6 separate regions of the Mus musculus genome follow, and regions 2, 3, 4, 5 and 6 are each linked to region 1. Evidence: chromatin loops called from intact Hi-C (ENCODE). Cell type or tissue: left cerebral cortex. All regions are shown on one strand. Region 1 holds the start of Nectin3 (nectin cell adhesion molecule 3). Region 2 holds the start of Cd96 (CD96 antigen). Region 3 has its middle 85 kb from the start of Nectin3. Region 4 has its middle 260 kb from the start of Gm24651. Region 5 has its middle 470 kb from the start of Nectin3. Region 6 has its middle 460 kb from the start of Nectin3.

Region 1 (5,000 bases):
GTTAAGAGCTAATGAACTCTGATAATTGGCAAAAGGTCTTTAAAACTAAAAGTGGGATTGAGCCCCATTGATGCTTAACCTGAAATAATGAAACTCTTGTTGGCTTTAGGCTTGTGTCGCTCATTCTTGACATGTTTTTCCTAACATGCAATATATATTTCCATATGAAATGGGATCAAAAATTTTAATTGACTAGTTAAGAATTATTTCTTTAACCATATTAATGGGAATTTATCTGTAAAGTTAGACAACTGAAATTATGAAGCCCAATAGTGTTCTCATGTTAAAGGTTTAAAAGAAAATCAATAATTCTAGTCTTTGGGGAAAAAACAAGTTTTACTATGAAATGGAAAATCTTTTTATTGTGTGCCCAGTAATAATATCCATTAGGGGAAGTAGAGTAATCTCAGACTAGACATTTGGAAAGCAGAAAATCATATTGCCTAAGTAAAGTTTTTACTTAAAAAGAAATCCCGAGGGCTCAGTGTTGTCCACAGGAAGGCAAGAAGGAAATTCTGGCAGGAAAAAAAAAAAGCCAGGAAAAAAAAAAAAAAAAACAACTGTACATGTGCATATGGCAGACAGGGTTGGCAGAGCACTTAACCTCTGTGCCTAGGTTCCTCCAACTGTCAAGCAGGGATAATAGTAATTGCCACCTTCCCTGTGATACGAACATGTGCTTTGACATCTCTGGCTGAAGATGCCATATCAACACAAATTATTATTATTAGCACATAATGCGTGTATTCACATAAAAAACCAGCACATTGCTCTTTTATTCATCATATCATGTCTATAAGTAAGTTCTCCACGTTTTTGCTTCATTTATGTGAGGGAATAGAATTGCATTCTACTATCAACTGTTTTCATAGAGAGAGGATTGTTTAAAAGCTCCAGATCACCCTTTGGAGATAGCCTCAGCCTGTTAATTCCTTATTCTTCGAAGCAGACTGCACAGTAGCCCCCGAATTAAGCCTTTGGCACCTTTAAAAAATGTTAGCTAAATTATTTTTCCTGGAATCTGGAGCCATCAGGGGAAGACTGGGGAAATGAAATTGGCTAACGATATTAAAATTTTGGTTAACATTTAACTGAAACTCAGCAACGTGTTAAAGTGCTATCTAAACAGATAATTAGCTGGTGGTTGCAGCAGTGGGCTCTGTCTAAATTTAGCAGTGAAATTAGATTTAGGGAATGTGAAAAGAGGGGAAGAAGTGTTCTCAAGGGAAAGAGTGGTGTCAGCACAGCTGAGGGGATGTCACAATAGCTACAGTTTGTCAATTATGAGCATCATCCGGGGGATCTCCCCAGCAATGCAGGGCAAGGTTTATTCATAAGTGCATCGGGAGGATAGGTGGATAGGTGATAGAAGGCAGTGATTGCAGGAAGACTGGGGCGGGCAGATGGAGGGAGAAAGACGGAAGGGGTGGAAGTAATGAATACAAGTAGCCCCAGTGCTGGGAGCAAGATAAAAAAAGAAGAGAGACTGGATAGGATGCTACGGAGGTGAGTAAGACATCATAAATCAGTGTGTTAAGCCGAGGAGATCCCAGTGACTCAGTCTGGAGCACGACGTTGTCGTGGGCACCAGGCAAGCTTTACTTTAGTGGCCACAGGCTGCTCTCTGGGTGGCTGTTATTCTTATTGGAGCACATCTTTAGCTATCTGGTGGGGATGGTAGGACAACATAAAATTAATGGTGTCCGGCCTCCGGACGGTGTCCTCCGCTTCCACCGCCTCCGCAGATAGCCCAAACTGTTCATCCATCTCCTTCCCCCTACGGTAACTGGGGCTTCAAGGTCAAGTCACTCCGGCTGTGCGTGGCGGATAGAGGAGGAGGGAAGGGCAGACAAGCTTTGGGGGTTTGAGGGAGGGTTATGGTGAATCACAGATGCTCCTCTTAAGGGTAAATGTTTAATACTTCCCGAGGTCACTTTTCTGAGAATAACTCAAAGAGAGACACGCGAGAAAATAAAATTACAAGTGCGAACATGCGAACGATCAAAGAGAAAACAAGACCACACTCGAAGACCTCGCATGGGAGATCCATGGCCTCCTGTTGCCGGTCGCCCGGCGCAGAAAGTGGACAAACGGGCAGCCCAAGAGAAGCAAGAGCTAGAGAGCAAACCTTTCGGAGGGCCCCCTCCTGTCCTCCGGCAGCTCCGCTGACCCTTCCAACAAGCCTCCCTCCCGGTGTAAAAAGCAGGCTAAACGCCTGGGCCAACACCGGTCCCGGACAGAGGAGAACCGGGATGCTCCTGGGGAGGAGGGAGGAGTGGAGAATCTCCTTTCAGTCCCTACGCCTGGGTGAGGAGGGAGAAGGCTGGTCCAGCCCCGCGGTATCCAGCTTCCCAAATTAGGCAACCCCCCGCTCCGACCCGCGGAGAGCCGGTACCCTCATCTTGCCTTCCCCTCACCCCCCTGGTTATCCCTGGTCCCGCTAGGGGAACCTCGCCACTCTGGAGGAGAAAAAGGCAGGACTAGGAGTCCCGCAGCCCTCCGCCTCGGAGCGCCTCTGTGTGCCCCGGCGGCCCCAGCCCCGCGAGGGGCGGAGTGGGCGAGACCATCTCCAGCGCTGGCGAGGGGGGGAGACGAGGCGGGGCCAAGGGGCGGGGCCGCCTTGCCTGGTCCAGATTGCTTAGCCTCGGGAGAAGCCCGGTTTTCCAAGTGGATGAAGTTTTTTTTTTTTTTCTTTTGGAAGTGGGAGGAGCGTGTGGGGAGAGAGGGTGGGAGGAGACTCGGCGGGCGGCTCGGCCGGCGTCCAGGCAGCCCGGCGGCAGGGAGGGCGGGCTCGTCCCGGTAGTGAGGGTCGGCGGCTCCCCCTCCCGCAGGGCGGGGTGGTGCGTTCCGAGTTCCCAGGAGTTCGCGGCGGGCGGGGACCGCGGGGAGGGGAGTGGCGGCGGCGGGCGGCTCCCGCTTCAGCCTCGGCAGTGGCATCGGCGACGGCGGAGTCGAGGCAGCCGCGAGCGCTCGGCCGAGTGGCGGCGGGCGGCGACGGCGCAGGAGCCGGGGGTTGAGGACACGCGCGCTGGCCCTTCCGCGCCGCGGCCGCCGCCGCCGCCGCCACCCAGAGCCTGAGGCGCCGGGGCGCGGGCGAGCGGGTGGGCCGGGGCAAGGCGGGCATGGCGCGGACCCCGGGCCCGGCCCCGTTGTGTCCTGGAGGCGGCAAAGCACAACTTTCCTCGGCGTTTCCTCCCGCGGCCGGACTGCTGCTGCCGGCCCCGACGCCGCCGCCGCTGCTGCTGCTGCTTATTCCCCTGCTTCTCTTCTCCCGGCTCTGTGGTAGGTGAAGCGGGCGAGCGAGGGGTTGAGCAGGGCGGGCGCGGGCGGCGAGGCTAGCCGAGGCGGTTGTGCCGGGCGGTTGGCTGCGCGAGCGGCCGCCGCGGACTTTGCCTGGAAACTTTTCGCCGCGCCCCGGGCGAGGCCCGGGAAGGGCAGGGAGAGCGAACAGGGCGCCGACCGCTGGCTTCCCGCCCCCCGAGGCCGCGCGGGTCGTCGCGCTGGGCCCCCAGGGCTGGCGGTGGAGCTCGGTGCGCGGAGCCCCGCGTGCCCCGGGAACCGTTACTTCCGAGCTGATGCGCCGAAGCGGAGAGCGCGGACTTCTAGGCTGAGGTTAGGATGCCTGAGTGCATGTTGCCGCCTCCTCCTTTCTCTCCGATGAAACTTGAGCTGCAAGTCCGGAAACCCTGTGGACACTAGCCCAGCGCACTGTAGCCTTCGGGTCCACGCCTCCTGGCCTCCGGGAGAAGGCACCATCTTAAAAACCCACTCTGCGCCTGCATCCCCCTTCCAGCACGATTTGTGCCCTGGTAACCTTTGGATCTTTGGGTTGATCCCAGATGGTACCCTCACGCCGCCTTCCAGTTTTTGGACGTCCTTCACGCAGCCCCTGGTTATTTTAGAAGAAAACCTTGTTCTCGGGGACGCAAGATTTACCTTTTGAATACATATTGCACCTACTGTTCCCTGGCTGTTAAAACAAGTAGCCCCGGGTTTCTCCAGTGTGCCTCTTTTATTCCAGATTTAGGAGCTAATCTCTTTGTAAGTTCCGTTCCCGGAATCTGAGACTAGTTTTAGAGACCTACTTTTTTTTTTTAAGGAAGATGAAAATGAAATGATATATTTACTTTTCATGCTAGAGAAGTGGACGTGGTAATCAGTGGACAGCATTGATTTGGTGAAATAAAGCTACCAGTCAGTCTTAGGCTATTGAATGTCTGGGTAATATCAAAATGCCGCAAGGTGTTGTTCATTTAAGGATTGCTGACGGGAAAGATGGAGGAATACAACTTAGATTTAGATTTTTTTCAGACAATGGTTATCAGTGCATATGAAATCTTAAAAGCTGATGTACCCGTATTTATTATAAGGGAGAGATGTGAACAAATTTCCTTAGTGCTCTGATGCAGAAGAAAGAAAAATCTGCTCCTGGTAGGTGAGTCAGGGTAGTTAGTTCATAGGGAGAGGAAATTATGTTGAGGTTGAGTGCCACTTACAGACTGAGAATTTTAGTACATTTCCAGTGCTGTAAGTCAAGGTTTTGATTTACATGGAGTGCTTTGTGAGAAACGACATGCTATCATGTCCAGCATGTCCAGTTTCCATATCCCCACTCTCCAGATGTTTGGTCCCGAGACAACAGCTTTTAGTCCTGTAAGTTTTAAGCCTTTAGCTCCCTTCTTAAGGTAATATTAAGTTCTACATAGAATTTGTATGCTGTTCTTATGAGCCATTACGGCGGCTCGTGGATGGTCCTTAGGATTTCAGTTCCAGGATACTTGGAGGAAGTGTGTGTATGTGCGTGGTACAAGCATTTGACTGTGGTGACTTAGTTTGTGGTAAGTACTGAAGGAGTGTTTCTAGGTCTAGAGGGCTTTCTGTGTAGATAAAACCCAAGGGGAGACTGAAGTGATGCAAAAGTTGATAGAGAAAATAGAGTTTACATTGGTAATTTCATCGTGGTTGTGTCAGTGAGTTGTTGATTACATCTGGGTGCAAAC
Region 2 (5,000 bases), 380 kb after region 1:
TTTTCTTCTCTTCCATAATTTCAGAAGAGTGGGTCTCCAACAGGTCTGCCTCTGAGATAGCTAGATTATGATTGGCTTATTTAAGTAAGGGCTTATCTTAGATCAGGGTCCCTGGAGAACCAGCTATTCTGGTTTGAATGGAAACTACACCCCACCGACTCATGTATTTGAACACGTTGTCCCCTAATAAGTGCTGCTACCTAGGAAGATTATGGAAATCCTGAGGGGGGTGGAGCTTCATGGAGGAAGTGTGTCACTCAGGGTGGGTCTTGAGTGTTTAGAGCATGGTACCACTTCCTGTTCATTCGGCTTCCTGAACATAGATGCAATAGACAGGCAAGTCTCCTGGCCTGCCACCATGTCTTTCCTGTAATGTGTGTGTTTTCCCTCCCACAGAACTGTAAACCTAAACAAATCCTTTCTCCTTTAAGTTGCTTGTGTCACGTGCTTTTACCATGACAAGAAGAGTAGAACAAACTTAGCCTCCTGTTTGGGAAATTCACTGAGGACTGCTCTCAGGAACAATACTTTCAAGTGAATGAGGGAAGCAAGATGGAGCACAAAGAGATCTTGTTCTGTATTAAAAGTGCTACAGAGCCTTACTGTAGCATCATTCAGGAGTGTGGTAGACACTTTGTAGTTTCCATAAGCAAGGCAAGTACCCAAACTATTGTGTTTTGTCTGTTACCATTCACTTTCTAACTGTGGGGTGTTTTCAGGGGGAAAGCATTAACTTGGGAAGGCAGTTTTCTGTAGAGAAAGAGAATTCTTGGAGCAGAACTGTGAGCCACATGATTTGCTAAAATGAAGGATCAGTCTGAATTTTAGAACTCCTCTTCATGATCTTATTTCAACATTGTGGACACTGTGAAGTGAGAATTGTTTTAATGGTTGGGGCATTGCCTTAGAGTCTTACTGAAAATTATTTATACAGGACCCGTTTCAGACTCATGACTCTTCTGAGTATTGTGGATAGAGCAATCAGGGTGACTTATCATGTATACTGTATCTCTCCTTTCTTGGTAAAGGCCATGCTGCCCTTACACCGTGAACAGCACTGCCCACCAGCAGGCACTTTCCTACAGCTCCAAGAATAAAGAAATTCTAAACAGGTCTTCTGCCTCCGTTTTTAAAAAATCAGAATAATTGATTATGTTCTTTGACAATTTTATACATGCAAACAATATACTCTGATCACTTTCTCTCCCCTTCTTTTATAGTCTTCCAATTCCTAACAACCCCCTCCATACCTGTCCTTTTCCTAGATTCTTGACTTTGGTTTTGTTCTGTGACCCACAGTTTAACCAAGACCATCGTTGTGACTGATTGGACCTATCTATTGGTGCTCAGTGAGGTCACCAGTGGGCACACAACAGAATGCAATGACTCTCCATCTCTCTTAATCTCTCAGTAGCAAATACTTCAGCATTGAGGATTGGGGTTCCTTGAGTTCCTCCTCTACCCAAGTTCGACTATTGCAGAACCCATTCTTATACAAACTCAATGCACTCTCCCTTTTTATCTTTCGTTCACTCACCTTGCCCATGGACATCTGGATCATCTTTTCAATGTTTCTTTATGATAAAACAATATCACATTATGCAAATTCTAGAAAAACAAACAAACACAAGACAACAAAACCAGACCTATGTTAATTTCCAAGTGAAGAAGAGAAGCCATGCTTTCTAGTCTGGACTCGAAAGTTCTCTGTATTACAAACTTGCTTCTCTGTAGCTTTGTTTCTCATCCAGCAACTGCCTCAAACAGTTTACACACACACACACACACACACACACACACACACACACACACACACACACATATACACACACACAGTGTCTGCCTTGAACTTTAGGGCTCCCAAGTGTTGGTATCTCCTACTTCCTCTGCTGGAATAACTCATTCAACAGTCTCTTCCAGGATGACTTCTGTAGCATAAGGCCAAACTCAGATTCCATACTTGAGAGGATCCTGGCCACTCCCTCCCTAGGCCTCTCCCCCTTTTCTCCTGCATGTCCTTTGTCTCTCAAGGGAGAGTTATTTATTACCTGGGTGTAACTTTAGCTTGGTTTGTTTCATTTTGTGACACAGGAGGATTCTCTTTCCTGAGAATAATGTCAAGCAGAATGTCAGGTTTCTGGAGAAGAAAGCCCATGATTTTTCCATTATATTTAAAATGACCTAGAGATGTATGTCTTTAGTGATCCCTGAAAGGTCACAATAAATATTTTTTAATTAACCGAATCCTTGAGTGCTGTGTTTTCAAGCACACTGGGAACTGCTCACAAAGCCTAACACTTCAAGTAATTTATGTGAGTAGGTAAAAAAAAAAAAAAATCTAGTTATATTTGAATTGATCACTGTAGAACCACAAAAAAAGGGGGGGGGGGTTTACCTCCTGCTCACCTTTCCACTTCTCAAAGCATCTTCTTCGAATTGAGTAATTTGCATAGACTGTTTAAAAACGTTGTCCAAACACAGTCCTGGCTTGCTTCTCTAGCAGAAATGAATGTGTGTGTGTTCTAGCTCCCCTTTGTAAATAATCGCATTTGTCTCAGAAGTTCAAGAAGTTCAAGGTTGCTCTTCACATTGTGAAACTGACAGCTTCTGTTTCATATGCAGCAGGCTGGAATATCAGGCAGAAGAAAGGCTGTGCGGTTTGGGATTTGGTGAGCAGAGAGGATAACAGGAAAGATTGATATGGCTTCATAGAAGAGTTATTTTTAAGTACAGAGAATGCCTATCCCCCTGCTGAAAGGGCCTTTAGAAAATATTACCAAGACAGAAAAGCTGTGGGGGCCATTCCCACCACCTGGGATAGCCATTCTGGTCTGCAGGCTGTTGCTGCCACCTGCTGCAAGCAGGCAGCCATGGAGGGGCTGTCACTTGGGTCTTGCCACTTCAGAATAACAGATGCATTCAACGTGTGTGGCACAGCCATCTGAGAAGTGTCTTCTCTAAGAGTCTAGATGGATCCCAAGGGAAAATTAGTAAAAATCTGATGGGTTCAGGCCACAGAAATTCCTAGGTATTAGAATCATGAACCATGAATCAAATAAATAGCTAAGACAGATTGGACCAACCGACACCCAAGTGCCTCTAATAAACCACCTTAGCAAAAGGCAGGGATTCTGTGAACAGTGAACCTCTAGTTCTGAAAAATCACACTCTCTCGTCTTAATGAGGCATTCTCCTGCTCTCTTTTTAAAAGTTTCCTCATTTTAATGCAGTAAGAGTCTAAGTACTCCAAGTAAGAATTCAGTAAATTGGGGTTTTTATTGCAGTTTTACAACAGGTGTAGTAAGAGGTGACAAAGTTCCTCTCCAAGTATATAATCTGTCTTCGTCTAATAGGGACACCAAGTCACAGATCAGAGTCTTTCTAACACATCTCCTGGAAGGCTTTATTAAGTCCCATCACTGACTTAACAGAATTCCCAGCTGCGATGAAGAAAGATGCCCTGAGCAGTTACATCACTTCCTGTCCTCCCTTCAAGGATCTGAATTGCTAACCCTCCCTGGAAAAGTCATCAGGACCACCTGACTTAACATACCCACCGACACTCTGTGTAGTTTAGTTCTTTATGGTTTTTGGATTAGCCAGATAAAGCTCTTAGACCTTCATTTAAAACGCCTCCTAGCTGTGACAGTGAGCAATTTCCCCATTTGGTCTCCAAACTGGTAAGGACAAAGGGTAGGAAAGACCCCCTAACTTCTCCCCTCCACAGAAATGTGGATTTACCTACAAGGAACTAGACAATAAATTCAGTTGGATAGCTGACATTACTCCCAGTTATTCTTCAGGGTTTATTAAAATCAAATATGTTAACCATTGTTCTTTCACCCTGGGGCTATTCAGGAAAGAAAATATATCTTATGATTGGACTGAAAAGCTATTACAAGAGGCAGCAAGCTCGTGTTTGCTAAAGGACTTTGTGCTCTTGAAAGGAAATGTATAAAAAGCACAAGGGGACTTCTCTGCACAGTTTCCTTTGTTTCGATTTTAGAAGCAGCTTGACTGACAAAGAAACTGAAGGAGAGAATCTTGGGATATGGAAGCGTCTTTTAAAGGTGAGACAGGCGCAAGGTTTCAGAGAACAGTTTCCACATTGTTCTTGTGAAGGTTATACTTAGCCCTGAACCACACTACTTTCCTGTCTGCATTTCATTTCCTGGGGACTTGCCAAGCGATCAACAGCCCCAACCCTGTGGTAGAGTTGAGGTTTTTGAGCACGAATAGGGTGGCTAGCGTTTGCTTAGCTAGAAACAGCAATCGCCTCCTGTGATCATTACAGAAATGCTGGCGTGAGCTCTTCGGGAGACAATGGGGAGAAAATGGACATATTGTGTTGTTTACACCATCATCCAGATACAGTTTTTCAGGGGTAAGACTTCCGCTCACGCTGGTCTTTTCAGATGGCTGCTTAGGGACCCTTTGCTCCTTTGAAATGCTTCAAGACTGCTGCAGGAGTCGATCACTGAAGGACAAGCTGTTGCTAAGGTTGTCAGTTAGCTGCTTAAGTGGCAGCTACGGGAAAGATGCTAGAGTCGATACAGGATTCCTAATGAGCACAAAACCTAAGGAGGAAACAAACAGCGCCATTGCTCTTGTCTCTCTTTACCATTTCTCCTCTTCAAAGAGTCTTGAATTATGGGAAAATTGTGTGTCTTGGAGAGGAAATGTTCCTGGATCATTATAAAGACAACGGCAGAAAACTAAGACACCCTATAATCATGTCCGTGGTCAGAAAGCCTTGCTCAGCTTTTAATCCTCTCTCAGGCATTTCTTTTCAAATTAACAAACAAGTGTCTCTCCTCCCTAATACTAATGTCATTAGTGGTTGGATTTATGTTAAGCCTAACTCAGTTACATACAAGGAGTACCTTGCAAAGCCAAGGGGAGCCCTTTATGACCATGGGAAATGAAACCTAAAAGGTCCATTTCAAAATGGAAGGAGGAAAGCTTAGTTCTGAACCCCGCAATACAAGATTCGTGCTGAA
Region 3 (5,000 bases), 84 kb before region 1:
ATACATGAATCTACTAACAGATAGATTGATGATAGATAGATAGATAGATAGATAGATAGATAGATAGATAGATAGACAGACAGACTATGGATGAAAAGAAACTGAAAATATATTTTTATATACAAATACAAAAGAGAGATATAAGTGGTGCACGGATAGACTAGACAGATATGTATCTAAAGCTACATGTAGGTAGGTAGAGACATAAAATTTCAAATTATCAATTATATTAAAATCCTGCTTAAAGAAAGGGGTCATTCCCATCCATCTACAAAAGAATTTATAGGAGTTTTTGACAATTTCTTAACTTTGGTTGCCACGCTGTATATGACAAGCTACAAAAGTTTCCAGCAAATTTGAAAGGTATGTTCGAAATATGCAGATATGATATAAAAAGACTAAGTTAAACACAAAATCTAATTCCTAAGACTTTTCAGGTGGCCAAAACTGAGGGTGGGTTTTTGGTATGATTAACTTAAAATTCTGAGTATGTAATATACAGAAATTCACTTTGTGGGCTTAAAATAACTCCTTAAATATCCTCCAAAATATTAAACTATTAAGAAACTGTATTCATTTTCTGGGGGTTCTGTAAGAAGTGACCAGGATCTGAGTGGCTTGAGAAATATATTTGTTTTGTAAAACGTTAGAAACAAAAATATGAAACCAGAATGTTGACGGGAAAGTGACCATGTTGAAAGCTCTAAGATGTGATGCTTTCTTGCTTCTTCCCACCTTCTGTGGGCTTTGCTGACCCTAAACTCCATTAACTCCAATGTCTAGCTCCATCTGCACATAGCCTCTTGTGTGCCTTCAAGTCTTTCTTTCCTTCAACATCTCCAGTCACTGGCTTTGGACTCCAATTCAATCCAATCAGACATTTTCTTGACTTGACTCTATCTACACAGACACAGTCTCCACTTAAAGCCATAGTCCATGCACAGGCCAGGCTGTTGCATTCATTACTTTTCTGGTTGCTATGAGCAAATGCCTGCAGCTTAAGAGAAGAGGGTTTATTTTGGTGCACACCTTCATGATTGGAGGAAGCATGATAGCAAATCACATTCCTTTGGCAGTCTCGAAGCAAAGGGCAGACAGGAAGTAAGGCCAGGCTATCAAACCTCAAAGACCTACTGGCAGTGATTCACTTCCTTCCCCAAGTCTTCTTAAAGGTTCCCCTTCCTTCTCAAATAGCATAAGCATATGAGGCCAAGTATTCAAACGCATGAATGATGGAGGATATTGCACATTCAAATCACAGCAGACATTCCAGTTATATTGGTGCTGAACCCAAACTGACAACAGGACTAACTAACACAGCTTGAGAATGAACTTTATGCCAGACCCTAAATACCAATGAAGAGATAGATCCTGGGATATGAGATATGACAAACCAGGAAATACTTGGAGCTGAGATTAGCACTATAAAAAGCTACTTTAAAATGTTATCTAAACTGAATTACTTTTGATTGTGTAAGTGGGTGCAATTAATATTTAAATCAAGATGATAGATATAGATAATACTATTATTAAGGTAGTTACCTTAGCCTTTTACAAAAACCTCACAAGATTAGATAGAACCTTGAGTTTGAAATATTGTTTTGCATCCTAGTTGTATTTTGAGTTGGAGGCAAGAGGGATTCATGTATTTAATGATGGATAATGATTCCTTTAGAGATGATGGATAATTGAAAGAAATAAATTATAAGCACTGGAGTGCTTCAGTTCACCTCAAACTCTGCAACTAGGTTTTGCCCGTGAACTTTCTCATGCACATATAACTAAGACTTTAGCTGTTTTTACGTGTGAAACGCTTTTCTTCAGTGAACACTGGTTAGAAGCTCTCAGATGAGCTATCTCTACCCTGCCTTCCCGTGTGTGTTTCACTCAACAGATTTGGTGGGACTGATCCTTCACAATATTTCTGATTCTAAGTCTTTTCTTTATGTTTCCTAAGTTAAATCTACCGTTTAAATCCTTAAGGATTCAATTGGGCTCCACAGTGAGTATTTAGCTATCTGTAGTCAGTGAAATTCAAACACATTAATAGGATGAGAAGTTTGGAGTTTGCTTTGATTTTTTTTTTTTTTTTACAAAGAAAATTGTGGAAAAAAACTCAGCCAGCTGATAGTTTATTTTAAAAAGTAGGTCAGCTCACAGAATGAAAGGCTGTTTAATTAACTAGAAGCTTAAAAGCCAGAGTGGGTAAGCCACTGTTTGCCTTATTAGAGACTGGCCTTTTAGACATAAATCTGGATGGGTCCTAGATAATAATAATAATAATCAATTGCATGGTTACTAGAGTCTATGGTTACAACATATAATAATACATGGAATGATAACTACATAAAAATAAATCACCCCAAGTCCACAGACGTCTATTCTGAGTATTTGAGATAGGTTTGCACATATAACTGAAAATAAAATCAATAATAAAGTAATGATTCCCAACTAAAAAGAAGAACATTGAAAAGTGGGCGGCCAAGCAGCATGGGCTGAAGCCATTAGGAAATTCTCAGGGTAAGCATGGTAAGTGCAGCTCCTTGAAGTGAAAAGACAGGAGAGAAGACAGCGAGAAGAAAAGGGAATGCACAAAGACACAAGAAAGAGCGGGAGGGACTCATATCTCTTGAATAATGACCAAATGACCAGCAGAGTACAGGACACCTCACATTCGGTGTATAAAGGCTGGGAGATGAGTCACCGTTAACTTATCATGGGTAAAAGGCAAAAGATGTGATAGCTGCATGAGAACTGAGTGAAGCCAGAACCTGTCCCCTTGTTACCATAAAGCACAGCACCACGTCCACACGTGTGGAGACCACCCTGGCACCAGTGAGAGCCTGAGAACCTAGGAGTGGCACTCCACCCAGCAAGCAGTGACAGCTCACAGGAGCGCTCCTCACCCAATACGCTCGCGGAGGTGATGGTTCCTAATTTAGAAATTGGCACCTCGCCTTCGGTTTTCTCTTCTTCAACTATTTAAAGGCATTACTCTAAGACTTCACATATTACAAGCAACCGTGTGAAAAAAAAAGTGACTTTACACAGCTGCCGCTGGGAGTAATTTTTAGCAGTTTGAATGTATATTAATATCAACTATAGTCTAAGTTTAAATGAGGCAAAGCAGTGCACTGCCATTTGCTATATTTAAGGGGCCATTTTTCTTTACTTGTTTGCCAGCAGTTGTGAAACTTATTCTTCTTTCTAACATACAAGAACCACCTGGGAAAGGATGGTAAAAATAAGAACTCGCCCTTCCCTAGAGGTTGCTTAGCCTGCCTACCTATCCAGGGGTAAAAGTTTCAAAGGTTTTTAAATAATCGTTCCCTAGATTATCTATAGAGAAATGACTCACAAGGGGCCCAGAGTTTTCAGTGTAAAGAAAAGGCATGAACTAAGGCAGCTCTCTGTGTTCACGTTCTCGGTGTTGGAAAGGAACCTGTTACCTGTTCCTTAGGTCAGAATTCAGTCTGGGCTATTGATGCCGTCTTCACCGCAGCACACGGAACTGGCACCTTCTGCCTCATTAGGTTTGATAAAGGTATGCGAAAGTCTAGGAGAAAAATGCTATTATACAGAGGAGATGGCAGCAACTGTGTTATCAGCATTATTTCAGTCCTCTTAACCTGAAATATAGATTCTGCTTAATGCTTTCTATGCCTTAATATGAGGATGGTAGCAAGGCAAGTTCCACGCTCATTAACTCAGGTTTTACAGGGAAATGAAAGTAGCTAATAATGGGTAAAAATGGTTTTCTTCCCTGGTTAAAGTGGGCAGATGTGCAACACATTAACCCGTAAACAGGCTAAGTGCAAAACAACTTTCTGTGGATTTTGCTAGAGAAAACTGTCTAGGTAAGGAAAAACGGGGACGCTAGGAAGCAAAAATGCTTTGCAAGGTTGCTGGCAGAGTACAATAACAGTTTCTTTATTCTGAGAACTCACTGGAAGATTTTTCTTAAACCATGTACAGATTTTATACCAGGCATCTGTGCATCAGATAGTAGCCAATGCAGAGCTTATCATCTCACTGGGGAGGTAAGTACGTAGGCGTAGGTCAACAATGAAGATAATGTAGTAAGTGGTGAGGGCACTGCTCTCTGACTCTGAATGTCAAAGAAAATTTTTCACTGTGAGCAACTTTTCAGCTTAGATGTAGTTTATGAAGGTGAGTTGTCTAGTTGAGCATTGGTGGAGGGCCAGCAGGAGTCAGAAAAGGAAAGGGGATTATTCAGGATGGGTAGTCATATGTTCAAGGGACTATGGTATATCTTACTATACCATATATATTTTATATACTTATATATTCTATATACATATATTATATATATTGTATTTTATATATCTTAAATATATTTTATATATTTGTATAAATATATTTTATATATGTATATAAGCATATATAAATATATTACATATAATATATATATATATATTAAAGCAACAAAAAGCACCATACACAGAAAATTCTACAATAGTGATTCCCTAATACACATGTTTCAAATGTACTAAGCCATAAGCATTCCCTTCAAACAAGTTAAACCCATTTGAGCAGATAATACCGAACTGTAATGTAATCAAAGATTAGCCACACAGGAGTGTTCAAAGAGCATCCAGTGGGCTGGTTGGGAATAAAGCGCTTATCTTACTGCTTCCTCTCTTCAGTGTCCATTTGTACTATAAAAGTTATATAAAAAGGCAAAACAACAGGAGGCCAAGTGACTCAAATTCTTCACAGGAGTTTTAAAATCTGTGTGCCATGAACATGCTCTTTGACTTCATAGTGAGAGGAAAGGGTGTAAAAATAATTCTTATTTGCCTGATGAAATTGTGGCTTCTGAAACAACACATGGGCCCAGAATGCTAAGTTCTGCTTCAAGTGGTTCTGGGCTGTGTGGGGCACCAAGCACTTGTCTGCAGTCTGTGCTTCCCACTGCATGGACTCGCTAGCATCCCTGGTAAAGACAAGGCTAGGGTAGAAGGTGAAGCACAATGTTT
Region 4 (5,000 bases), 1.3 Mb before region 1:
GCTGTCTGTTTGGTGGTCCAGTGTTTGAGAGCTGTGATTTTAGAGCACATTTATCTCTCCACATATTGGAAAAGATAAAATGAGTAAAGGTTCATGACATGAAGGTGATGATTAGTCATGTGTGAAATTGTTACTTCTCTGAAGACAATTTTTCAAACAATACATACAGGTTGTCTTGATTGTAAAAGAAAAACTATGCGTAGCCATAGTATAGTATACTGACAATTAAAAAGGAATCAGGATAAAGATTTTCAATTGGTTGGAAGAAAAAAATGGGAGAATAAAGGTTAGTTTGTGGTCTTTTCAAATAAACTGGTGAAAAGGATAGTACTTTCATGTCTAGAAAATACAGTGTCAGCAAGGTATTAGTTGGGAGGGATTAAGAGCAGGGAGGTAATTATGGTGTGGAGGGGTAGATGATCTTTGCAGATTATTATCATTTATTATATATTATGGGTCAAGTGCACTATTGCTAATTCTTCAAAAAATTCTATTTGGAGAGCTTTTATTGATAAGGAATCATGGTTGGAGAAGTTAACTTCCTCACAGAGAACCTCACATCCTCCATATGAGGAAGATTAAAAATTGGCCATGTTCGATTTGCTCAACATCTGTGGCCACTCACTGCACTACAAGGCATGGTATCTTTTGATCAGACTTGTCTTAGTCTCAGTCAGTTTGTGCTTATTTAAGTATGTATGTGTGTGTGTCTGTGTGTGTGTATATATATATACACACACACACACATACATACTAGGAGGCTGAAACTTTTAAAGAATTTTAAAATTTACTGCTTTTTAGTGTATCAGTATTTTGCCTCAATATTTGTATGTGCACCACATGATTGTATGGGGTCCATGGAAGCCAGAAAAGGACATTAGTTCCCTGAGACTGAGCCGCTATGTGGGTGCTGAGAAACAAACCTGTGTTGTCTTGAAAAACCATCTAATGCTCTTAACTACTGAGTCATCTCTCCAACTTCTCTAAAAGCCTCTTGCCTGAGGAGGAATATTTAGTTTTATATCTCCACGAGCATCCTGATGTAGTTCTGGAGAACTTATGTATTTACTTGGTGGGAGATATAGTTCCTTTGATTTTTGTTTCTTAGACAGAGGAAGAATTCATTTTTAGAGTCTACCTGGAATTGGATATTTTCCCAAAGACTTTGTATCTTTGGTAAATGATGGTAATGGGACTTGGGAACTCATTGCTCACCGTGAGCACCAGGCAAGACTCTTCCTAATAATGTGCTTCTGTTCCCCAGTCCTGGGTTCCTGATCATTATCCAAGATGAGCTTCCAGGCTTATTCTTTATTCAATCATGCCCAGAGACTTTCAATATATTCTCCTTGTGCTTAGGCTAGTCAGGGTCAGTTCTACTGCTTGTAAGCCAGAGCTCTGATTGCTACTGAAATGTGCTTCACCTCTCTATCCAAAAGGAAAGGCTGCAAAATGTGTCAGTAAAGTAAAAAATGGTAAAATAACAGGTAAATGTTTTAAACTAAAGATACTGTTCTAAGGCAAAACTGACATGTAAATTATTATTTAAAGTCCTCCAATTGATTATTAATCACAAGAAGAAAACAACTGAATTCAAAGATTGTAGACATTAGCCATAGTCATCTATCTCTCCAAGATACAAAATTCACCAAGAAGGAAGTTTTCTTAATAGAAGAATTGCATCGTTTATTTATTTTTATACTTCAAATACTCTGAAGGATTTTTCTAAAACTTAGTTTGTTATTTATTATTTTAATTTCATTTTTTTCTTTTTTCTTTAATCTTTTTTTCTTTTCTTATTAGATATTTTCTTTATTTACATTCCAAATGTTATACCATTTACTGGTTTTCCCTCCCAACCTCCCATCCCCTCCCACTCCCTGTGCTCACCAACCCACCCAGTCCTCTTTCTTGGCCCAGTCATTGTTTTTAATCAATCTAATAGTTCTACTGTTCCTTTGGTAGCACAAATATTTGTTTCACAAATAAGTTTATTATTATTTTAAGTCATGGCATTACATATGATATTTTTACATTGTTCTAATCCAAAAGAGATATTAGTGAAGAATTTGGGTTTGAGGTTAATTAATTGCAATGAGGAACCAAAAGAATGTTCAACAAAATCCCATGAGACAACTCCTTTCATGCCCTTTTCCACAGATGACATTTGGTTCCTGGTTTTCATGCTTTGCAGAGTGATTTCAGTACATCATGTCATTTGAGGACTGTGTACAACTGGCAAAAGAAGAAGCTGTTGAGACTCTTCCCTGGCAGAAAAGAACGTGAATTTCCTTCCAGAGTAAAACCTTTAGGTGGGTATAAAATCTTGTCCTATTGGTTAATGGTGGAGGATGAGGTGAGCTCTGTTATTGCTGCTTTAAGAATAACATTTTCTTGATCTAATTATCATGAAATTGTGGTGCATGTTTCTTTAGCTTCCTAGGTAGAACATACTGGCTTAAGAAAATTCCTCAGTTCAACTGCAGAAAACTTGCTGGAAGCTGTTTTCATGCCAACTCTACAAGATCTTCAAGGACTAAGGGGTCTTAACCAGCCTTCACCTTTTCAGGAACAGTTATCCTCTTGATCCCTTTTAGGATGGCAGTTAGTGCATCATGAAAACAAAGCTAAGTCTTTACCCTGCTAGAATAAAAATGGGTTAACAATTGCTGTTGAATCACTAAGTATGTGTAGTTGACCTGTGTTAGGTTTATTTCTATGTTCAATGACGTGACCAGTAAACTGAAGAATCACAGTCCATGAAACTGATCATTCATTGATGAAAGCTAATTGAACACATACATTAAATATTTAATACTAGGCACAGAATGTAAACAAACAAACAAACAAACAAAAAGGTGAAAACTCAGTTCCCACTGGATAATAATGAACAATTTTATCCAATGAATATAGAGTGTTAAGCACTGTTCTAACATAATATATACATATGTGGTATTTATATGTAAAATATATGCATATATATCATATTCATGCCATCAATAGATAAGATTAATATTAAAATTATTTTATATAGTTGATACAATTAATACTCTGACAACTTTTGATACTGCATTAAAAGAACAACAATGAATGACTTAGGAACATTCTTCTTGTAAGGAAAGTGACAGATAATATACCTAGATGATGTATGTATAGGTAATAGATGATAGATGATGCGTAGCAATATGTAATTTTACTGGTTTACTGTTGACATTTATGTACATTGTCTTTTAAATATACTGTAACATTTAAAGCACAAAAATGTGACATGAAAAATTAAAAGTCTTTATTCTAAAGTTTGATTCATACTTTATTGAATATAATACCAAATAAATACTATCATATTTGTAAAATACACTCCTCACAGTTGAAAGTGTGACTTATAATTTATTTGATGAACTTTCCTTTCCAAGGTGTTAGTGAAATAAGGCTCAGAATGTATTAAGCCAAGGTTCTGGTTGCAATCAGTATTCATTTAGGTGATACCAAATGATTTCATATATATATATATATATATATATATATATATATATATATATGAAAAGAACACACACACATGTGTTAGAAAAGTAACTTGTCAAAGAACAATATAAAGAATGCCTCAGAAACTTGATAATTGGATTTTCCCCTCCACTTCCTTGTATGGATAATTCCATATAATGCCTTCCTTTCTTTATAGAATAGAAAAGAGAGTTCTGTTTTTTCCTGATTGAATTGACTGCTTACCACCTGCAAACTTTAAATGCATGTCATTATTTACTGAGCAACACTTTTCATGGCATATGTTCATTTGTATGTATGAAAAGTTAATCACAGTTTGGAACATGAATTTGAACCATTCTTTGTATCCTTTTTATATATTTTATACTACAATTACTTGAAAACCCTAGCTACAATATTTATTTCCATTCTTTCAGTTTGATTTAGCTCAACTAAAAATGCTAAATCTCATTTTACACAAACTAGTATTTTTCCGCTGTAATTACCAAGAAAATACTTTGGTAACATGATTAGACAGTAAATTTCCCTCCAGCCTCCCAAATAGCCTTATCTCTACCTTTTACATAAGTGTTTACCAGAGAACCACAATGCAATCTAAAATATGCTCTTTCAAAGTGAGGAAATATTTAGTAGGTACTAAAGAACCCTAAACAGAATTATGCATAATTGTGAACTATACTTTAGATGTTGCCTAGTCTGAGAAAGATTACACTCTACGGTGAAATGCAGGATATGCATAATAAAGTGCACACAAAGCAGTCAATTAAAAAATTCCTATTACATTTTTAATGTAAGCATGGAAGAAAATTATTCAGTGACATGAGTGTGCTAACAATATAAAGGAACCGATAAGATTGAATTCTTTGAACAAATTTGCATTGAAAATAAATAGAGAGAGGTAAAACAGAGAAAATAGGGTCTATCATCAGTGCCACTTTCTTTTCATTAGGTCCATTGATATTTTGAAAAGTGATTACCATGAAGCTCCTTTAAAATAATATTCTGAAGTTAATTTGAAGGATGGACTTATTTCCACATCATTAACCTCAACCTAGATGCTCCTGTGCCTTGAGATACACGAGTTTCTTAAGACATAAACAAGGCATACCATGCCTTGTTGTAGGTGGACATATACACAACACAGAATGTATGTGCAACACGCACATACAGCAACAGGTACTAGGAGTGACCTTTTCCCCACAATTTTCCATGCACCAAAAAAAAAAAAAAAACTTTGAAGAACATTGTTCCTATGAAGGTCAAAATCTTTCTACAGCTTGCTTATTGATGTGGAATTTATCAGAAGGGAGAGGCACTATACACTGAAGTTTGTAAGTTAGGGAGCTGCATCTGTTTTTATCAACTGCTTTATGCACTTATGTATAATGTCATTTCACTTATTTTCCTTACTTAGTTACTTCCTATTAAAGCTTGTGAGTTTTTTTAACAGTACATTATTTTTCTCATGCAAAACCTTGGCAACAATGTGCGTTCTCTTC
Region 5 (5,000 bases), 470 kb before region 1:
GTCTGCATGGAGGGAAGAGGAAATCTGTTCTGAAGACATAATACTTTCAGTTTGTATGTGACGTGAAACATCTACCAGTATCTGCTCTAAGTCAAGTGTTTTCAACAAGCCAGAGAGTCCGAGTCATATGGGAGTTTCTACACATGTTGCTCCAGAGATCTATTTGTAAGGCTTTTGACTTAGTGAATCTCAAGCAGACTCTAGAAATCTATCTATAATGCAATATTTATCATCCATGCAACCAGCCATCCTGGCAATCATCCATCCCTCTATTTTTGTTACTTCTCAGGGTGATGTTGGTAAAAGGCATAAAACCCCCAACTAAAGAACACAGGAAAGAGGAAAACAGTCCAGATCTCTTATTTAAAATACCAACTGGAACAAACACTAAATTCAAAGTCTAAAATACGCTCTAATGCATCTGAAGTTGGATAACATCTTCCTGAGGACAGCCTAGAATATAAGCCATATGTATATTTGGTAAGAGGTCATGTGTTTTTCATCAAATATGTCACAGTTTGCATCTGTAGAGACAGAATGGTGATGACAGGGATGGTAGGTAGAAGAAGGTGTGAGTGATTGCTATGTATTACATACATGTGCAAAATTATGTAAAAACAAATTTGATTAATAATAAAACACACACACACCTACAAGTTCCTGCTTTTCTTTTGTCTAGTGAACTGATCTTCCTCCACACTTGATTCTCTGCTTGGGCTTAGCCTGATATTTCCCTCTGTGTATTAAAGCATCCAGAAAAAAACAAGGTATTTTTGTGTTAAGTAATTCATCCAAAGAATTCATGTCCAAATTTCCCTTCTCCATAACAGATACACTGTGACTAAATCAAATATTTTCTGCTTAAGTTTGCATCTCAGATCTACCTCTGGCCATAATTACATTTTCTACGATAACCTTGACTTTATTCCCATTCTTGCATTACAACCAATGTTAGAGTTAAAATAATGGGTAAAAAAGGAAACATTGGGGAATGGAATTAAGAGGACTTGCTCCTGGGCCATGGGGCTGCTAAGCTCATTAGATAAGAGAAAGGACAGGGTTTGGGAAAAACGCAACAAAGCCAGTGACAGTTAGCTATGTCTGAATCCCACCCACTAAATACTGCCTGATGAGTGCACATGTAGGCTCTTGGTTCTTTCTCTATTGTTCCTTCCCTAGTTTATGTGCAGATACATCGTTATACACACTCCTGCAGCCGATGCATTTATTCTATAAGGAATAGTTTGAAGGAAGCCTCTGCCTCCTCAAGGAAGGACATCACCTCAAACAGCCCCAAGTAAATGCAATATGTTTCTGAATTTTAACTGTATAGACTTGCAGAAATTACCTCTTCTTACAAATCAAGCTGGAATTTCTCTTTTAACAGAGTTGGAGTGATTAAAAAGGTATCAACCAACCAGACTCCCCCAGAGCTCCCAGGGACTAAACCACCAACCAAAGAGTACACATGGAGGGACCCATGGCTTCAACCGCATATGTAGCAGAGGATAATGACCTTGTCCGGCATCAGTGGGAGGAGAGGCCTTTGGTCCTGCGAAGGCTCGATGGATGTCCCAGTGTATGGAAAAGTGAGGACAGGAGGTGGGTGTGGGTTGGTAGATGGGGGATCACCCTCATAGAAGCAGGGGAAGGGGGACCAGAAAAGGGGATTAACATTTGAAATGTAAATAAAGAAAATATCCAGTTAAAGCAAAACAACAACAAAAAGGAAAGTAACCCATGATGGTGCCTACAGATGATCTTCTCAGCCCACATTTCCTTCAATCCCCACCACACAGGAGACAAATAGTAGACCAAGACTCAGAAAGCTGGATATTAGGGAAGCCCTTTGTATTGACCCTCACCGAATCGACTCTGTTCGGAAGCGTGGTTTGCTTCCCCTTCTATCTCAACTGCTAGGGGCAGGATCAGCACACTCTGCCTGTACTCCTTCTCCTCAGGAACATCGGAACCAGGACTGGAGCCACGTTGGGATTGGAGGGCTTGTGGGAGAAGAGGATTTCCTTCTGCATTATCAGAGTTACTCTCCCAAAAGAGTGTTTTCTCACATCAGCTGTGGGAAACAGAAACAGCACACATTTTTTTCAGAGAAGGAATAAATTCTGTAAGTCTGTAAAGTACAAAGAAATCGCTTCAAATTTTAGACCATATGTTGTGGGAGACAGCACCATAGGATACTGAAACCTCTAGATGAAAACCAAAGACTTTTATTTTAGGATTTTATTATCTTACTGAAGATGCAAGGAAAAATATTGGACAAAAGACATCTAATATACAAATAATAATTAAAGTAAAATTTCTAATTAACTTGTATAATGAAGGTGACACAAAAAAAAAAGTAAGAAAAGGAGGAACTAACAGAATGGGGACAAACCAGGCAGCTACTCAAACTTTGATAGGATGTAGCCCTTCTGGATTAAGGTGGCTTGCCACATAAGAGTATCTACCAGTTCCTCTCTGGGAACCAAATATGCCATTCCTTGATTCCACTAACTTTTTTCCATTGCTTTGCAGTTCTTTTTTTTTTTTAATATTTTTTTATTACGTATTTTCCTCAATTACATTTCCAATGCTATCCCAAAAGTCCCCCATACCCTCCCCACTTCCCTACCCACCGATTCCCATTTTTTGGCCCTGGCGTTCCCCTGTACTGGGGTATATAAAGTTTGCATGTCCAATGGGCCTCTCTTTCCAGTGATGGCCGACTAGGCCATCTTTTGATACATATGCAGCTAGAGTCAAGAACTCCGGGGTATTGGTTAGTTCATAATGTTTTTGCACCTACAGGGTTGCAGATCTCTTTAGCTCCTTGAATACTTTCTCTAGCTCCTCCATTGGGGGCCCTGTGCTCCATCCAATAGCTGACTGTGACCATCCACTTATGTGTTTGCTAGGCCCCGGCCTAGTCTCACAAATGTGGACACTTTGCCCCTTCTTAGAATTGGAAACAATCACCCATGGAAGGAGTTACAGAGACAAAGTTTGGAGCTGAGACAAAAGGATGGACCATCTAGAGACTGCCATATCCAGGCATCCATCCCATAATTAGCCTCCAAACGATGACACCATTGCATACACTAGCAAGCGTTGGCTGAAAGGACCCTGCTTTGCAGTTCTAAGAGGTTGCAGCCTCAATTTACAGCCAGAAACAATTGACTACGGATAAGTTCTGGATTCCATTCACAGACAAAGGATCAATATTATGTGGCATAAATTCTGAGAGCTGCACTTAGTATGTGTTTAAAGGGAGTTAGGCTTTGCATTTTGACTCTGGGCCAGCATTTACAGTTCTGTTTTAAATCATAGGAAAGCAGAAGTCACAAGACAGAAGCTCAAACTTAGTCCAATTCCGTAGAATTTGCTACAACATTCACAGGAGCAGTACTTCTGATGAAAACAGAATAAAATTTGTGCTTTGTTTGCTAATTTGTTAATCATACTTAATATTCAAAATGATATGTATGAATAATAATTTTTTTCTTTGTGTAGCCTTGGCTATGCTGGAACTCACTTTGTAGACCAGACCAACCTTGAACTCAGAGGTCAGCCATCCTCTGCCTTCCAAGTGCTGCAACTAAAGGCATGTACCTAGGCTCTGAGGAATGCCTAGGAATAGAGTTTATAATATTGCATTCTCAAATTTTGTGTGAAATATAGCATTCTGTATTGTGCATATTCAAAAAATGTCTCAATTGTAAAATTTTTCAAAACACATATGATCCTGAAGGTATGTCATGTACATAGGTTCTATAAATTATGCTTCAAGGTGGAAAAGCCAATACTCACCCCAAATAATTTTAACAGGTTATTGGTAGAGCTGGGATTAGATAATTTTGAAATCAGCCCTCACTGACCCTGAACCCTTGGTCATTTCATTACCTACTGTTTTCCTTGATCAATTATAATACATATAAGGTATGTATCTAGGTAAATCTCTATACATGTAAACATGTATAATAAAATAATATATCAGACTACATTAAAGTTGAAGTAAAATAGACTCACAATTTAAAATGCAAATAGAAAGCAAATGTCTGCCATTCTTTAGCTTCTATTTATTTGTGTGCAAAATGCATAACACGATATTTACTATGTAAATTAACTCATGCACATTAAATACATGAATAAAAAAATATGTAATTGAATGCCTAATGTCATTTTATGTGAAAATAGTATCAGTATAGATGTGAAATTAAAGATAATATATTATTTCCATTTAACTTTAAATTTTAAATATTAAATGTTTAAACTACATGCAAGACACTTAATGGAAGAAACATGGATTAGAAATATAGAAATATGCCCTCTGGAGGGATATTCAGGTAGACTGTTTTCATTTTTCTCCTATTAAAAAATTAAATGATTCTTCAACTACCTATTTAAAGAATGTTTTTTTCTATGGAATTTACACATATTTCCATGGTTTCAAATGTCTAACACAAGAATAAGTCTCTGAAACTCTGCTGGAGTCTAAGAAATTGCTTTGCAAATTTTGGTAGTAGCTTTTGCTCCTACCAGAAAAAGTATTTTTCTTTTATCCTTCCACTCCATTTTAATTTTATTAGTTGATAGTACAAGAAATAATACATCATTAATTTTAACTTGCAAGGTACTGATTATTTGAGGGAGCAAGCATCTTTTATAAGTTCCATTAGTTTTAAACTTGCACCTTTGTTATTATTATTTTTGTAACAGGAGAGTAAAGGTGGTGGGTAGAATTTCAAGGAGCAAGCTACTAACTTACAAAATAAGTGGTCCTTGTTTAGTGATTTTCTGGAGACGTGCATTAAATTGCACATATAAATAGGAACATGCCATACAGTAATCTATATTGACTTTGTTGCATTTATATTCTAGTATCCTCACACCTCTCAGTCTCTTATTTTGCCATTTCTAAAATAATTGACAACCACAGAAGAAAAATAACATGAAAAAATTTGACATAATTGAATATATTTATCTCAATGTTGAAATGGACA
Region 6 (5,000 bases), 460 kb before region 1:
AAAGAAAGAAAAATGCAGTGTGTGTGTGTTTGTGTGTGTGTGTGTGTGTGTGTGTGTGTGTGTGTGTGTGTGTGTGTGTGAAATGCAATGAAAACAATAAAACAAAACATTCAGGAATCATTACTTTTTTTAAAAAAATCAACATTTTATGTCATAGTATTCTTTTCCTTAAACGCTTGGCCTAGGACTTTAAAGTCACTGACAGTCTAAAGCCCATGGAATACTCATCTTCCTGTTTGCATTTCCCCATTTATAGCTTCTACAAACCTCTTCCAAGTTCTCAGTGTTTAGAATGGGCAGATGAGACTCATTAGCTTCTAGCATAATTTGTCTAAGCCTACAGCCTTGAACTTATTTAAAGACCCCAAAGACTTTTATTTCTTCTGGAATTCAGTTTCCATTACCAAAATCTCTCTTTATGTTTTAAAGAAATACTGCAGAAAATCCAATATGAAGTTCATATTTAACCTATCAAATTTGTGAAAGTTCATATTATTTAAATTCCTACAAAATATATTTTTGGTTAAATTTTTTAAGATTTTTTTCAGAATTCATACAAAACCCTTTGAATAATAACTTTTGGGTATATGAAAGAAAATTGCTAATTAATTCTATAGACCAATCTCTTGATAGATGTTGATCGGGATATAATGAAATGGTAATAGTAATCATTATTTTCATAAAAGTAGCCAAGTCAGGATCCTCTTCTCACAGTCTAACGCTCTCAACTGTGAAATCCATTATGAACTATGAAATTGCAATTATTGCCCAGTAGAATGTTATCATTATAGTGCTTGAGACAAAGCCCTACTGTAGAATTTTAACAGTTGCCTCTAGTCGATAGCGCATGGTCAAATAGTGGATACCAGAAAACTGATATTTTTATTCTGAGCATTTTCTTACATATACCCATTATTCTGAGACAATTTACTTTACATGCCAGCATTGTGTAACAGACATCAACTGTTTTATGGCCCAGGGCTTATAAAGGAGTTTGTTCAGAACTAGCTACATTTGCCCTCAAATTTCCAAAGACATTTTCAAAAGAGATAATCAGCTTGGAGAGATGCTGGATGAAGCTGCAATGCAGAGGTGAATAGGAGGTCATGCTAATGACTTCCTCAATAAATAGCCAAAGCAAAAGGGAAAAATGATGATAAAAACTTTGGAAATGGTCTTTTCCTGCAAATAAAAAAATAGTTTAATTCTAAAGGCATACTGTCTACCAGTCTACCTATTTATGAAGAGATCTCTAAATTTTGCCTGATAAATTATCTTAATGAGTCTTTAAACTTTAAAGGCATGGCTGTTTTAGTTCTATAATGCTAACATAAACAATTCCCTCACAAGGGATATGACAGCTCAACACTATTCAGTTAATAAGAAGAGAATTCTGGAGGGGGTTTGAGAGCAGGTGAGTTCTGGGTATGTCCCTTGCATATGAGATATTCAGAGAGGGTTGTGAACTAACAAAAGCATTCTCAAACCAACAGAGTAAATAGGCTTTCAGCATTCTCTTGTGAGACTATGTCGGGGCCTAGCAAACACAGAAGTAGATGCTCACAGTCAGCTATTGGATGGATCACAGGGCCCCCAATGGAGGAGCTAGAGAAAGTACCCAAGGAGCTAAAGGGATCTGCAACCCTATAGGAGAAACAATATGAACTACCCAATACCCCCCTGGAGCTCATGTCTCTAGCTGCATATGAATCAGAAAACGGCCTAGTCGGCCATCAGTGGAAAGAGAGGCCCATTAGTCGTGCAAACTTTATATGCCTCAGTACAGGGGAACGACAGGGCCAAGAAGTGGGAGTGGGTGGGTGGGGGAGCGTGTGGGGGACTTTTGGGATAGCATTGGAAATGTAAATGAAATAAATACCCAATAAAAAACTACAATGTGATAAAATGATAAGTCCTTTGATGAATTCTGGGTACCAGAATCAGCAATTGAAGTTATGAGAGTTTCTGTTTTAAAATTTTCTATATGTTTATAACTATTTTGTTTCCATACATTAATTTCTGTCTTTGTTTTAAAAAAGAAAATGAAGTGGCTTACAAATGTGAGTGTGCTGTGCTTGGTAACAAGAGAGAAAAGGTAAAGCATGGAGTGGATTTGCCTACATTGCATAAAAGATTTTAGGGATTGGGTCACAGTAAGACCCGGAAGAAGACCATCATTTAGTCAGAAATGAAGTGACGTTTCAGAAAAATATTACTTTTCCAGTTGTGGAGAAGGATGCAGAGTAGGAAGTCTTCCTGGAGTACTATAAAGTCATCTTTAACCAAGAGTTTGTAAATGACCATGGGGTAAGTCACAGCTCACCACAGTTCTGGAGTACATAATGATCCCCATGAACCACAACTTAGCTTGACAAATTTTTCCTTTAGTTACATATTTATATTTTCCCTTAGTTTATATTGAGATAAATGGTTATATTTGTAGTTAGGAAACTTTATAATGGAAAATAACCTAAACATGTGTTGCTACAAAGAAATTGGAATCAAACACAAGAGTGGGGCTGTTTCTTATAAGGAACACTGGCAGATGGGGTAGAGCCAGCAGAAGTGGCCCAAGAAGCAGAAACCACATCTCCAAAGTTTGGAAACTTGGGTTTCTCACCCCTACCTTGTGCCCAAACACTCTGGGCAAGAAACGAAGCATCAAAATATTACTAAGAGTTTATCATCTGAACTTGAAGTAACATCACTCTAAATCCAGTCCAAATTACTCATCCATGAGGGGGAGGAAAAGGATGAATCAGAGATTCTTGGCTCAGTCAATAGGGTGTTATGGAGGAGCTGAGGATGAGTCTGACATAAAATAGTTAGTTATACAACTGTTAGGGCCTTCTGTAGATGCTGCAGTGAATACTACCCATGAAGGCAAAGGCAGTTTTTCTTCATTTTAGGAGATATAAAATATGTAAGCTTTCAGCATATATATATACATATATATATATATATATATATATATATATATATATATATATATGATTGAAAGTATGTTTGCACATGTATATACATTAAACATACACATACACACACACACGTATGATTAAATAACATAGTGAATCATCATATACCTATCAGATAGTCTATCAGTTAGTCACTTTGTGGTCAGTCTTACATTAAAAATACCAAGGACCCCAATTGATGATGCTTCAATCCCACTTGGGAGGGACAAAAAAAAAAGCAATCATGGAAGGTAGAGGGAGGGAGGGAAGTGGGTGGGAAAAGGGTGGGGGGACATGACCAGGTATTGGGGGGAGGAACAGGAGAGAAGCCTTGAAGGCCAGCAGAAAGAATGGAAACAGGCAACCTCAGGAATAACAGACGCTACAGTGAATACTACCCATGAAGGCAAAGGCAGTTTTGCCTCATGGAGGTGAGGGGGGGAGCCCTCTAGGATATACCAAATACCTGGGAGGTGAGAGGGAATCAAAGGGACGGACCTTAGATGAGATGTTCAGCAGTGGGGAGAGGAAACTTGTAGAATCCACCTCCAGCAGAAAGAAAGGACATCAAGTGGAGGGATGGGGTCAAAACACTGACCTAGATTTGTTCCTTTCTAAAAGAACTGCAGGGACAAAAATGAAGAAGAGACTGAGGGAAAGGAGATCCAGTGACTGACCCAACTTGGGATCCATCTCAAGGAGAGGTTCCAAGACCTGCCACTATTACTGGTGCTATGGTTAACTTACAGACAGGAGCCTAGCATGGATGTTCTCCAACATGCCCAACAAACAGCTGAGACAGACCAGATACTTATACCCAACCAATGGACTGAAGTCTGGGACCCCTGTGGTTGAATTAGGGAAAGGCTGGAAGAAGCTGAGGAGGAGGGCAGCAACCCTATAGGAAGACCAGCACTCTCCACTAACCCAGATCCCTGAGATCTTTCAGATACTGAACCACCAAACAGGCAGCATAGCAAAGAGCTGGTACAAACCCCTCCCCCTATGTATACAGCAGAGGACTACCTGGTATGGCATCAGTGAGAGAAGACAGGCCTAACCCTCAAGAGACTTTAGGCCACAGGGAGTGGGGAGTCCTGGTAGGATGGGGGCAGGGAATAGGGATGGGGGTGGGGACATCATCTTGGAGACAGAGGATAGGAAGAATAGGATGTGGAAATGTTGGAGTGTAGTGGGTAACAACTGGACTGTAAAAAAATAAACAGAATTAAACAAACAAACAAACAAAAACCAAATACCAGGGACCCGTTGTTTCAACCTTAGATTATTTTGAATTTAAATCCTATATATCATATCTTTAAATCATAACAAAATAAGGACTCTTAAAAGTGTAATCATGATACCATTTTCAAAATTTTAAATAGTGTATTAAATTCTTAGCCTCATTGATTATCTAATCAGTATTTGAATTTATTATGCTGTTTTGACTTCCGTAGTCTGTTTACTTATATAGGATTCTATAAAAATCTCTACTATGGGGGCTGGGGAGCTGACTTCACCGACACGGTATGTGTCTTATATGCATGAGGACTAGATTCAAGAACCCCAGAAACAATGTGATTTGTGTGTTTGAGTGAATAAGCATGTAATGTGTGTATGTGTGTGTGTGTCCCCGTGAGTGTGGGGGGTTGTGTGGGGGGATAGATGTGGGTATGTGTGGGTATGGGTGTGGTTATGTGTGTGTGTGGGGTGTTGTTATTATGAAAGTAATTTTTCATTCAGACAATTTTATAGATTGTAACATCGTGGCAACAATTAACCTATTTCTTCTTTGGATTTCTGATAATTTAACAGTTGTACGTACTTCAAAAGATTTCTGTTTAACTTTAGTTAATCTATGTTTTTTGGATATTTACTGTAAAGAAATATTCACATATGATTTGGGAACCAGTGATTTGAAAAAAAATAGGGTTTTTTGGCTGATATTGTCTCAAGGGTGCATCTTAGAAGAAATGCAATTCAAAACTGTGTTTATAAGCCACATGTCATGTCAAATGCTTATTTTCACAACACTTAAGACTATGA

What was found. A loop is a pair of places that touch in the nucleus more often than their neighbours do. Peaks named below come from ENCODE experiments on the same cell type or tissue, not always from the same donor. Only the 100,000 strongest peaks of a DNase experiment are listed, where the experiment ranks them.
Region 2: it touches region 1 in a loop (4-fold over the local background); 8 of 42 quality-filtered maps call a loop at or near these places.
Region 3: it touches region 1 in a loop (6-fold over the local background); 5 of 42 quality-filtered maps call a loop at or near these places.
Region 4: a loop joins it to region 1, with 13 times the contacts of the local background. A loop is called at or near these places in 11 of 42 quality-filtered maps.
Region 5: it touches region 1 in a loop (3-fold over the local background); 3 of 42 quality-filtered maps call a loop at or near these places.
Region 6: it touches region 1 in a loop (3-fold over the local background); 3 of 42 quality-filtered maps call a loop at or near these places.

Annotation. Positions count from the first base shown.
Region 1 is chr16:46,494,897-46,499,896 of GRCm38, reverse strand. It overlaps Nectin3 (nectin cell adhesion molecule 3), which reads left to right and starts at 2,930. Exons shown (of 6, transcript NM_021495.4): 1 at 2,930-3,282. The coding sequence starts at 3,123. In left cerebral cortex, CTCF peaks have their summits at 2,747 and 2,947; DNase peaks (open chromatin) are centred at 2,697, 3,253, 3,750, 4,674 and 2 more places; H3K4me3 peaks cover 3,851 bases; H3K27ac peaks cover 3,474 bases.
Region 2 is chr16:46,119,416-46,124,415 of GRCm38, reverse strand. Cd96 (CD96 antigen) reads left to right here and starts at 4,168. Exons shown (of 15, transcript NM_032465.2): 1 at 4,168-4,384. The coding sequence starts at 4,324. In left cerebral cortex, CTCF peaks have their summits at 2,861 (motif pointing left) and 3,646; a DNase peak (open chromatin) is centred at 2,840; H3K4me3 peaks cover 258 bases.
Region 3 is chr16:46,579,248-46,584,247 of GRCm38, reverse strand. No RefSeq gene overlaps it. Among named protein-coding and RNA genes, the nearest start is that of Nectin3, 85 kb to the right of the region's middle. In left cerebral cortex, no CTCF peak of the experiment used is centred here; a DNase peak (open chromatin) is centred at 2,970.
Region 4 is chr16:47,766,776-47,771,775 of GRCm38, reverse strand. No RefSeq gene overlaps it. Among named protein-coding and RNA genes, the nearest start is that of Gm24651, 260 kb to the right of the region's middle. In left cerebral cortex, no CTCF peak of the experiment used is centred here; no DNase peak of the experiment used is centred here.
Region 5 is chr16:46,962,988-46,967,987 of GRCm38, reverse strand. No RefSeq gene overlaps it. Among named protein-coding and RNA genes, the nearest start is that of Nectin3, 470 kb to the right of the region's middle. In left cerebral cortex, no CTCF peak of the experiment used is centred here; a DNase peak (open chromatin) is centred at 2,065.
Region 6 is chr16:46,954,948-46,959,947 of GRCm38, reverse strand. No RefSeq gene overlaps it. Among named protein-coding and RNA genes, the nearest start is that of Nectin3, 460 kb to the right of the region's middle. In left cerebral cortex, no CTCF peak of the experiment used is centred here; a DNase peak (open chromatin) is centred at 2,742; H3K27ac peaks cover 368 bases.